2 separate regions of the Homo sapiens genome follow, and region 1 is linked to region 2. Evidence: read pairs that join two places in POLR2A ChIA-PET (ENCODE). Cell type or tissue: HCT116. All regions are shown on one strand. Region 1 overlaps LOC124903058 (a long non-coding RNA gene). Region 2 overlaps EP400 (E1A binding protein p400).

Region 1 (5,000 bases), 100 kb after region 2:
CTTCTAACCATCCTTCCATGCCCACCACACACCTCGGGCCAAGCTCAGTCATGTGAGCTCCCACCTCAGCCCTGCCAGGCTCATACTCCGCTGGAACCGCACAAGGCTGGCACTCTGTGACTTTAGGATTCAGCCGGATGTCCCCTCCTAAGGGGCTGTCCCTGATCACCTAAACCAAAGCCACGCCTCCCGGGCCCCTGTACTCCTCATCTTCCCCGGCCCACATGGCTTCAAGCTTCCATCACAGGACAACTGGCCCTGATGTTCACTCACAACGTGGAGGAAATAGGAAGCCACTGTAGCTCAAGAGGTTTACACAACTCACGTGGCCCTGGATGGGGTAATCGTTCAAACGAATCCATGTAAAGATATTTTGTGGGGACGGGACACATTTCAATATGGATGGGTCTCACACGACCTTACAAAATCATTGTGTGTGGGGATGGGACACATTTCAATATGGATGGGTCTGACACAACATTACAAAATCATTGTGTTTTTGGTGTTTTTTAGATAAGGGGTCTCACTATGTTGCCCAGGCTGGTCTTGAACCCTAGGCTCAAGCGATCCTATAGTCTCAGTCTCAGAAAGTGCTGGGATTCCAGGCATGACCCATGGTGCCTGGGCCGGAATTGTTAATTTTGTCAAATGTGATCGTGATATTGTTATGTAGGAAAATGTGCACCTTCTTAGAGAGAGAGAGAAAATATTTAGGAGAGACATGTCATGATATCTGTTTTTATTTCAAAATTGCTATAACAAGCACAAAAATAAATAAAGCAACATCCAAAGCCCTCACAATGCTGGAATCTAGGTGCGGTGCTTATAAAAGGCTGTTCATTCAACTACTTTCTTTTAAAAAAAATTTCTTTTGAGACAGGGTCTCACTCTGTTGCCCCAGGCTAAAGTGCAGTGGAGAAATCATAGCTCACTGCAGCCTCCAACTCCCAGACTCAAGCGATCCTCCTACCTCAGCCTCCCTAGTAGCTGGGACTACCAGTGCACACCACCATGCCCGGCTAATTTTTGAATTTTTTTCACAGACGGGATTTTGCCATGTTGCCCAGGGTGGTCTTACACTCCAGGGCTCCAGTGATCCACCTGCCTCAGCCTCCCAAAGTGCCGGAATTACAGTCCACTCCTTTTTTTTTTTTTTTTTTCTGAGACAGAGTCTTGCTCTGTTGCCCAGGCTGGAGTGCAGTGGCGTAATCTCAGCTCGCTGCAACCTCCACCTCCCAGGTTCAAGCAATTCTCCTGCCTCAGCCTCCTGAGTAGCTAAGATTACAAGCACCTGCCACCCTGCCTGGCTAATTTTTGTATTTTGGTAGATACGGGGTTTCGCCATGTTGGCCAAGCTGGTCTCGAACTCCTGACCTCAAGTGATCTACCCACCTCAGCCTCCCAAAGTGCTGAGATTACAGGTGTGAGCCACCGCGCCAGGCCCAGTCAACTACTTTCTTTTTTCTTTTTTCTTTTTTTTGAGACGGAGTCTCTCGCTCTGTCGCCCAGGCTGGAGTGCAATGGCTTGATCTTAGCTCACTGCAACCTCCACCTCCTGGGTTCAAGCGATTCTCCTGCCTCAGCCTGAGTAGTTGGGATTACAGGCGCCCACCACCACGCTTGGCTAATTTTTGTATTTTTTAGTAGAGATGGGGGTTTCACCACGTTGGCCAGGCTGGTCTCGAACTCCTGACCTCAGGTGATCTGCCCGCCTCGGCCTCCCAAAGTGCTGGGATTACAGGTGTGAGCCACTGCACCCAGCCAAGTCAACTCCTTTCTAAGCTTGAAAATTTTCGTGAAGAAGAAATACTGTATATGAGAAAAGAAAAAAGAACATACTGGGAATTCCTGTATGTTTACTTAAATAATCTTCTCAGACCTTTTTCTTTATTGCTATGTAATACATACATAATAATATACATAGCACATATAAACAGCATAATTAAATAAGGAACACCCTGTAAATCACCACCTCACCCAAAACTAAGAACATCTCCAATTTATTTTTTCTGTTTGTTCTGAGACAGGGTCTCGCTCTGTCGTGCAGGCCGGAGTGCAATGGCAGGATCTTGGCTCACTGCAGCTTCCACCTCCCTGGCTGAAGCAATTCTCCCATCTCAGCTTCCTGAGTAGCTGGGACTACAGCGTGCACCACTATGACTGGCTGTTTTATTTTTATTCTTACTTTTTGTAGAGATTGGGGGCGGGGGGGGTGGTCTCACTAAGTTGCCCAGGCTGGTCTCGAACTCCTGCCTCCAGCGATCCTCCCACCTCAGCTTCTTCAAGTGCTGGGGTTACAGGTGTGACCACCGCGCCCGGCCCAGTCATTTTCATTGTCATCTGTGGTCCTCCCATCCCATCCTCCCAACCTCCCCAACCAGGCTACTCATGCCTGAGTTTTGCGCTTATTATTCCTTTGTTTTTTGTTATTTCTACTGAAGTGTAACCGATTCTCAGTCAAGTGCACTAATATGAAGGGCACAGCCTGATTCATTTTTGCTCACATGCACACCTGTGTCACCACAGCCCCTCAAGATGTAGGGCATCTCAGACCCTAGGAAGCTGGCAGGTGCCCCGTCGTTCCTGACGAGTGAGTCACTGTCCTGATCTCAGCCTCTGGACATTAGCGTGCCCATCCCCGGACTGCACATAAATGGAGTCAGACAGGACTCACCCTGTGTCAGCTGCGAGACTCCCCGCTGACACTGCATCATCTCCTTGCTTCTCACTAAACAGTCTTAGCGCGTATGTGCGTGTGTATACCTAGAAGCTATCTTAGCACGTATGTGTGTGTATACCTAGAAGTGATCTTAGTGCATATGTGCGTGTGTATACCTAGAAGCTATCTTAGCACGTATGTGTGTGTATACCTAGAAGCGATCTTAGTGCGTATGTGCATGTGTATACCTAGAAGCTATCTTTTCCAGCTTTGCTTTTTTTTTTTTTTTTTGAGACAGTCTCACTCTGTCGCCCAGGATGGAGTGCAGTGGTGGGATCTCGGCTCACTGCAAGCTCTGCCTCCTGGGTTCACGCCATTCTCCTCCCTCAGCCTCCCGAGTAGCTGGGACTACAGGCGCCTGCCACCACGCCTGGCTAATACGGGGTTTCACCATGTTAGCCAGGATGGTCTCGATCTCCTGACCTCGTGATCCACCCGCCTCAGCCTCCCAAAGTGTTGGGATTACAGGCGTGAGCCACCGCACCCGGCCTGCTTGTTTTTAAGCTTTATAAAAATAGCACCATAGTATAGAAAAAAAAACACCTGTGTTTCACAGGAAAACTATGCATTTTAAATCAGAGCAGGTACTCCAGGGCTGTCAGATTCTAGCTTTTCGTTGTCTTTGAGCTGTTGTACATCACGTTGTAGGCTGAGGCAACTGACAGACAGAAATTCTTTCTTATCCACCAGGTTCCATTGTCTTTCCTCCCACCTCTTAGGAAAAAAAAAAACAGATTTTCCTGCATTTACATATTCATTTTAATATTCTGTTGTTTTTTTTTCTTTTTCTTTCTTTTTTTTTTTTTTGTTTTTTTTTGAGACAGGGTCTTGCTCCGTCACCCAGGATGGAGTGCAGTGGTGCAATCACAGCCCACTGCAGCCTTGAACTCCCAAGACTCAAGCCATCCTCCCGCTTCCACCTCTCAAAGTGCTGGGATTACAGGCTTCTTGTGTGAATTGCCTGCTCATGTTCCAGCAGGAAGCCGGGATGGAGGAGGAGCCACCCCTGGGGGGTCCAGGTTGCTGCTGTGCCCTGTGCCTGGAACAGAGTAGGCGCTCCGCCAATAGCTGTGAGGCCCAGGCATATGCCAGGGGTTGCCGTCAAAGGCATGCAGGTGCTAACAGGCCGGGGCCCCGGGCGCTGAGGTCTCCGACGTGGGGTGGAGGACAGCTCATTCGCAGCGGTAAGGGGACTCAACTCCTCGCCGGGGCTGCCCGACAGACAGCCAGGGTGGATTTCTTCACCGTTTCTTCTCAGACACGCTGGTGTTATTTCTGGTTCATGCATGCTGGGAAAGATGTCCCTGGATTGTCCCCGCCCCTATTTCACCTGCGGCAACAGATGGGGACATGGCATCGTTATGACCCTGTGAAATAAAACAGACATCTGTCCTGGCCGGCTGCTGTGGAAATGCTCTGTTTTCCAAATGCACAAAGCACTCATCTCAGATGCTCTGAGTGGGCCGTCTTGATCTTGCTGACAGGTTAGAAGCTTTGGTGCAGGCGCTGAATCGACCCACCTAAGATGCCAGCCCTGGCAGGGGGTTGCTTGGCCACAGAGCAGCAGGGGCCTGCGCGGTCCTGTGTTCCCCTCTATGCTCTCGGCCCAAGTGTCCCCTCCTCAGACCCCAGCCACTCTCGTGACCCCTAGGAGCCAGGTGCAGCCCGACCTCACTCCTGAGTCCCTCGCCCAGGCAACCTCTGGACCTATAGGAACACAGGGGTGAGGGTGGGGCCTTTGGAACCCCTTCACCTCCCAGGCCCCCAGACAGCCTCCAGGCCTGGGGTCTCACACCCAAGTGCCTTCAGAGAGGAGGAGAGCTTGCGAAATCCCTCCAGCCCCAGGCAAAGGCGGTTCTGTGCATTTATGCTTTTGAGCAACAAAGCCGCCCCCGCAGGCTCGTGGGTAAAAACTCCCCTGCTCCAGCCTAGAGGTCTGGGGTCAGCTGGGGAGGCCCAGCCCCTTCACCCCTCCCTCCCCACTTCACCCTCCCTCCCCTTTCACCCTTCCCTACCCCCTTCACCCCTCCCCCGACCCTTCACCCCTCCCTCCCCAGGCACGACTGCTGAGTCAGCAAAGACAGCCGGGTGTGTGGCAGCCCTAGTCATCATCCCCCAAACCTGGCAGCAACCGGGACGCCCTGCAGTCGGTGAGTGGGTGGGTCAGCGGGGTGCATCCAGACAGTGGGACTCTATTCAATACCAAGAGGAAAAGAGCTTCCAAACTCTGAAGACACAGAAGAAATGACAATGCACGTTACTAAGTGAAAGAAGCCGCCTG
Region 2 (5,000 bases):
ATCTGCAAAATCTACAGTTAACATCTTACTTAAAGGTGGAAGACTAACTGCCTTCCCCCTAGATCAGGAAGGAGATCATACTGGGTGCCCTTGCCAATACGATAAAAAAAAAAAAGAAAAGTAAAGAAATAAAAAGCATACAGATTGAAAAAGAAAAAAAATCCTGCTCTATTTGCAGACATGATTCTCTATGTAGAGAATCCCATGGAATCTACAAAAAAGCTCCTAAAACTAATAAATGAGTTTAGCAAGGTTGCAGAATGTAGGTTCAAATAATCAACTGTATACCTATATACTTACAATAAACAGCTGGAAATTTTTTTAAGTACTACTTATAATACCCCCCAAAATTGGAATACTGAGGTATAAACCTAAGAAAATATATGGTATGCTGAAAGTTACAAAATGTTGATGAAAGAAATCAAAGAATACTGAAATAAATGGAGAGATACACCATATTCATGGACTGGAAGACTCATATTGTTAAGATATCACTCCTCCCTAAACAGGTCAATGGACGCAACACAATTCTAATCAAAATCCCAGCAAGATGTTTTGTAGATATCAACAAGCTCATTCTAAAATGTATACAAAAAGGGAAAGGAACCAGAATGACCAAAATAATTTTGAAAAAGGAGAACAAACTTGGAGAACTCACACTACTTGACTTCAAAACTTACATAAAGCTATAGTAATCACAATAGTGTGACACTGGCAGAGAAAAACACATAAAGAGACGGGAAGAGAAGAGAATCCAGAAACAGAACCATAAAAGTATCAACTCATCTTTGGCAAAGGTGCAAGTCAACTCAACATACATAGATCGTCTGTTCAAGAAATGGCATGGAACAACTGAACATTCACATGCAAATTTCTTATATTTGCCATGTTACACAAAATTTTACGCAAAATAAATCATAGATCTAAAAGTAAAACTATAAAACTTCTACGAGACAACACAGAAGAACATCTTTCTGACCCTGGATTGAGCAGAGCTCTTAGATATGGCATCAAAAGCAAATCCATAAAAGAAAAAAACGATAAATTGTACTTCCACAAAATTTAAAACTTTTGTTCTGAAAAAGATAGTCTTAAGAGAAGAAAAAAACAAGCCAAAGACAGGAAAAAATACTTGCAAAACATGTAGCTGACAAAAAACATGTCCATATTATGTGAAGAATTTTCAAATGCAGTAATAACTCTGAAAAAATGGGTGAGACATGAACAGATACTTTGTCAAAGATATACGAACAGCAAATGAAAAAATGCTCAACTTTATTAGTCTTCAGAGACATCCAAATTAAAATAAACTAGACCTGGAATGATTAAAAAAGAAAACTGACAATAACAAGTACTAGAGAAGAAGCAAAACGAAGAGAACTATCATACATTGCTACTGGGAACACAAAATGGTACAGGCACTTTGAGAAAGTTTGGAAGTTTCTTTGAATCTTTTTTTTTTTTTCTTTTTGAGACAGAGTCTCACTCTGTCGCCCAGGCTAGAGTGCAGTGGTGCCATCTTGGCTCACTGCAACCTCCGCCTCCCAGGTTCAAGAGATTTTCCTGCCTCAGACTCCCAAGTAGCTGGGACTACAGCGGCACGCCACTACGCCTGGCTAATTTTTTTTTTTTTTAAGTAGAGATGGGGTTTCACTATGTTGGTCAGGCTGGTCTCGAACTCCTGGCCTCAACTGATCTGCCAGCCTCGGCCTCCCAAAGTGCTGGGATTACAGGCATGAGCCACTGTGCCCAGCCTTTTTATTTATTTATTTATTTTTTTGAGTCAGAGTCTTGCTCTGTCACCCAGGCTGGAGTGCAGTGGCATGATCTCAGCTCACTGCAACCTCCATCTCCTGGGTTCAAGCAATTCTCCTACCTCAGCCTCCCGAGTAGTTGGGATTACAGGCGCCCACTACCACGCCCAGCTGATTTTTGCATTTTTAGTAGAGACGGGGTTTCACTACGTTGGCCAGGCTGGTCTCGAACTCCTGACCTCAAGTGATCCGCCCCCCTTCGGCCTCCCAAAGTGCTGGAATTACAGGCATGAGCCACCGCACCTAGCCACCTTTTTATTTTTTTGAGACAGGGTCTCACTATGTGGCCCTGTGGCCCAGGATGGAGTGCACTGGCATGTCCACGACTCACTGCACCCTCGAACTCCAGGACTCAAGCAATCCTTCCACCTCAGCCTCCAAGTAGCTGGGACTACTACAGGTGTGTATCACTACACATAGGTTTTTTTTTTTTTTTTTTTTTTGAGACAAGTCTCACTCTTGTCACCCAGGCTGGAGTGCAATGGGGTGAACTCGGCTCACTGTAACCTCCACCTCCCAAGTTCAAGTGATTCTCCTGCCTCAGCCTCCCAAGTAGCTGGGATTACAGGTGCCCGCCACCATGCCCGGCTAATTGTGGTATTTTTAGTAGAGATGGAGTTTCACCATGTTGGCCAGGCTGGTCTCAAACTCCTGACCTCAGGTGATCTGCCTGCCTCAGCCTCCGAAAGTGCTGGGATTACAGGCATGAGCTACCACGCCCGGCCTAATTTTTTAATTTTTAGTAGAGACAGGGTGGTCTTTTTTTTTTTTTTTTTTTTTTTTTGAGGTAGGGTATCACTCTGTGGCCCAGGCTGGTGTGCAGTGGCGCTGTCTCAGCTCATTGCAACCTCCGCCTCCTGGGTTCAAGCAATTCTCGTGCCTCCTGAGAAGCTGGAATTACAGGCGTGTGCCACCATGCCCAGCTGATTTTTGCAATTTTAGCAGAGACAGGGTTTCACCACGTTGGCCAAGCTGGTCTCTACTGACCTCAGGTAATCCACCCATGTAGGCCTCCCAAAGTGCTGGGACTACAGGCATGAGCCATCATGCCTAGTCCAGGCTGGTCTTAAATTCCCAGCCTCAAGTGATCCTCCACCTTGGCCTCCCAAAGTGCTGGGATTTCAGGCGTGAACCACAGTGCCTGGCCCAGGTTGGTCTTAAATTTCTGGCCTCAAGCAATCCTCCCGCCTCAGCATCCCAAAGTGCTGGGATTACAGGTGTGTGCCACTGCACCCGGCCGGACGGGTTCTTAATAAAGTTCAACATACCCAGAAATCTGATTCCTAGTTTTTCTTTTTTTTTTTTTTTGAAATCAGCCAGCCAGCCACCCAAACCAGAATACTTTCAGAGAGACTCTTTGACTCCTAGGCATTTATCCAAATGAAATGAATACCTATGTTGACATGAAAAACTGTATGTGAACATTTGTAGCAGCTTTATTCCCAAATTCTGAAAACTGGAAACAACCCAAATATTCTTTAAAGGGTAAATGGATAAACAAACTGGGGCACATTCACACAATGGAATAGCACTCAGCAATAAAAAGAACAAATTAATGGTAAATAAAACAAAGTAGATGAATCTGAAATGCATTATCTTAAGTGAAAGAAGCCAGACTGAAAAGCAACCCAGACTAGGATTCCATAGATATTCATTCTGGAAAAGGCAAAATCATTAGCGATGGAGAACAAAGGTCAAGGGAGGCGTGAAGGGTTGATGAGGGAACATTTTGGGAGGTGATGGAGCTTCTGTTGCTTGACTGTGGTGGTGGTTACACAACTCAATGGATTCGTCAAAATTCACAAGTACAGACTAAAAAACAGTGCATTTTACTGAATGTACATTAAATAAGTTTAAACAAACATAAGCAAATAAATACTGATAGTGATATATTACAGCCTACTGATTCTAATAAATGTAGACAGAATGATGGAGTTAGAAAACCCAGCATGGATTCTTTATAGTAATAACTGATTCAGGCAAGACTCACCAACAGATGCTAGAACTAGTGGGTAAAAGTTTAAGGAGATTCAGGATATTTACATAGTCTCAAAGTATCTTCCCCCAAATTACTCATCATTTAAAAAAGGAAAAATAAATAAATTTCCACTGGACAGGCCTGGTAGAAACCACCTTAACGAAGTGGTCAGAGTTAACATTACTAGTTATAGGACAAAGTGACATCACACCCTTCTGATAAGACACATTGAAACGGACATATCATTACTTCTATAGCAATCTTCTCAAAAATACATGATCCAAAGAGGACACAAGAAAACATCAGACAATCCCACATCAAAGGACACTGTACAAAATAATTGGTCTGTACTTTTTAACGCCCAGGCCCAGGCCAAAGCCAAGGTCATGAAAGACTAAGAAACCAACCCAGATTAAAAAGGCCAGAGAGGCATGACAACTTGATACTGGACTAGGGGGAAAGAAACACTATGAAGGACATCCTTGAGACAAGAGATGAAATTTGAATATAAACTATGGATTAGAATGTATTATTGTACTACTGTACAATTTCCTGATATTTATCACTGTACTGTGATTAGGTAAGGAAACATTCTTATCTAATACATGCTGAAGTATTTACAGATAAAAGAATAGGATATGATGTTTTAGATATGTGTATATATATGAGAATGAAAATAATGCAAATGGGGCAAAAACAACTGATAAATTTGGTAAAGGATATAAGGGGTTTTTAAAATAATTAATTGCAACTATTATGTACATTTGAAATTAAATCAAAATTTAAAGTAACAACAAAAATCCCAAGGATGAAACTGCTTTCACAACCCAACACTATCTATTCCAAAGCTAGTAGAAATTTGATGGTTTGTTTGGTTTTTGTTTGTTTGTTTGTTTGTTTTTGAGACGGAGTCCTGCTCTACTGCCCAGGCTGGAGTGCAGTGACACAATCTCGGCTCACTGCAACCTCCGCCTCCCAGGTTCAAGCAATTCTCCTGCCTCAGCCTCCTGAGTAGCCGGGATTATAGGCATGCACCACCATGCCCAGCTAATTTTCATAGTTTTAGTAGGGACAGCATTTCACCCTGTTGGCTAGGCTGGTCTCGAATTCCTGACCTCAGGTGATCCATGCACCTCAGTCTCCCAAAGTGCTGGGATTACAGGCGTGAGTGACCTGTGTTTTTAAATTATTGGCATTACTAATTTAAC

Evidence for each region. ChIA-PET counts read pairs that join two places held together with the same protein. Peaks named below come from ENCODE experiments on the same cell type or tissue, not always from the same donor. Only the 100,000 strongest peaks of a DNase experiment are listed, where the experiment ranks them.
Region 1: POLR2A ChIA-PET joins it to region 2 with 5 read pairs; 5 of 35 experiments call an interaction of 5 or more read pairs at or near these places.

What each region holds. Positions count from the first base shown.
Region 1 is chr12:131,862,997-131,867,996 of GRCh38, reverse strand. LOC124903058 (a long non-coding RNA gene) reads right to left here. Exons shown (of 2, transcript XR_007063537.1): 1 at 4,841-5,000; 2 at 3,461-4,049. Among named protein-coding and RNA genes, the nearest start is that of ULK1, 29 kb to the left of the region's middle. RefSeq lists enhancers at 1-173, 3,314-3,977, 4,642-5,000. In HCT116, no CTCF peak of the experiment used is centred here; a DNase peak (open chromatin) is centred at 2,646; H3K4me3 peaks cover 616 bases.
Region 2 is chr12:131,964,161-131,969,160 of GRCh38, reverse strand. The region is part of intron 2 of EP400 (E1A binding protein p400); the gene reads right to left. Among named protein-coding and RNA genes, the nearest start is that of EP400, 17 kb to the right of the region's middle. In HCT116, no CTCF peak of the experiment used is centred here; no DNase peak of the experiment used is centred here.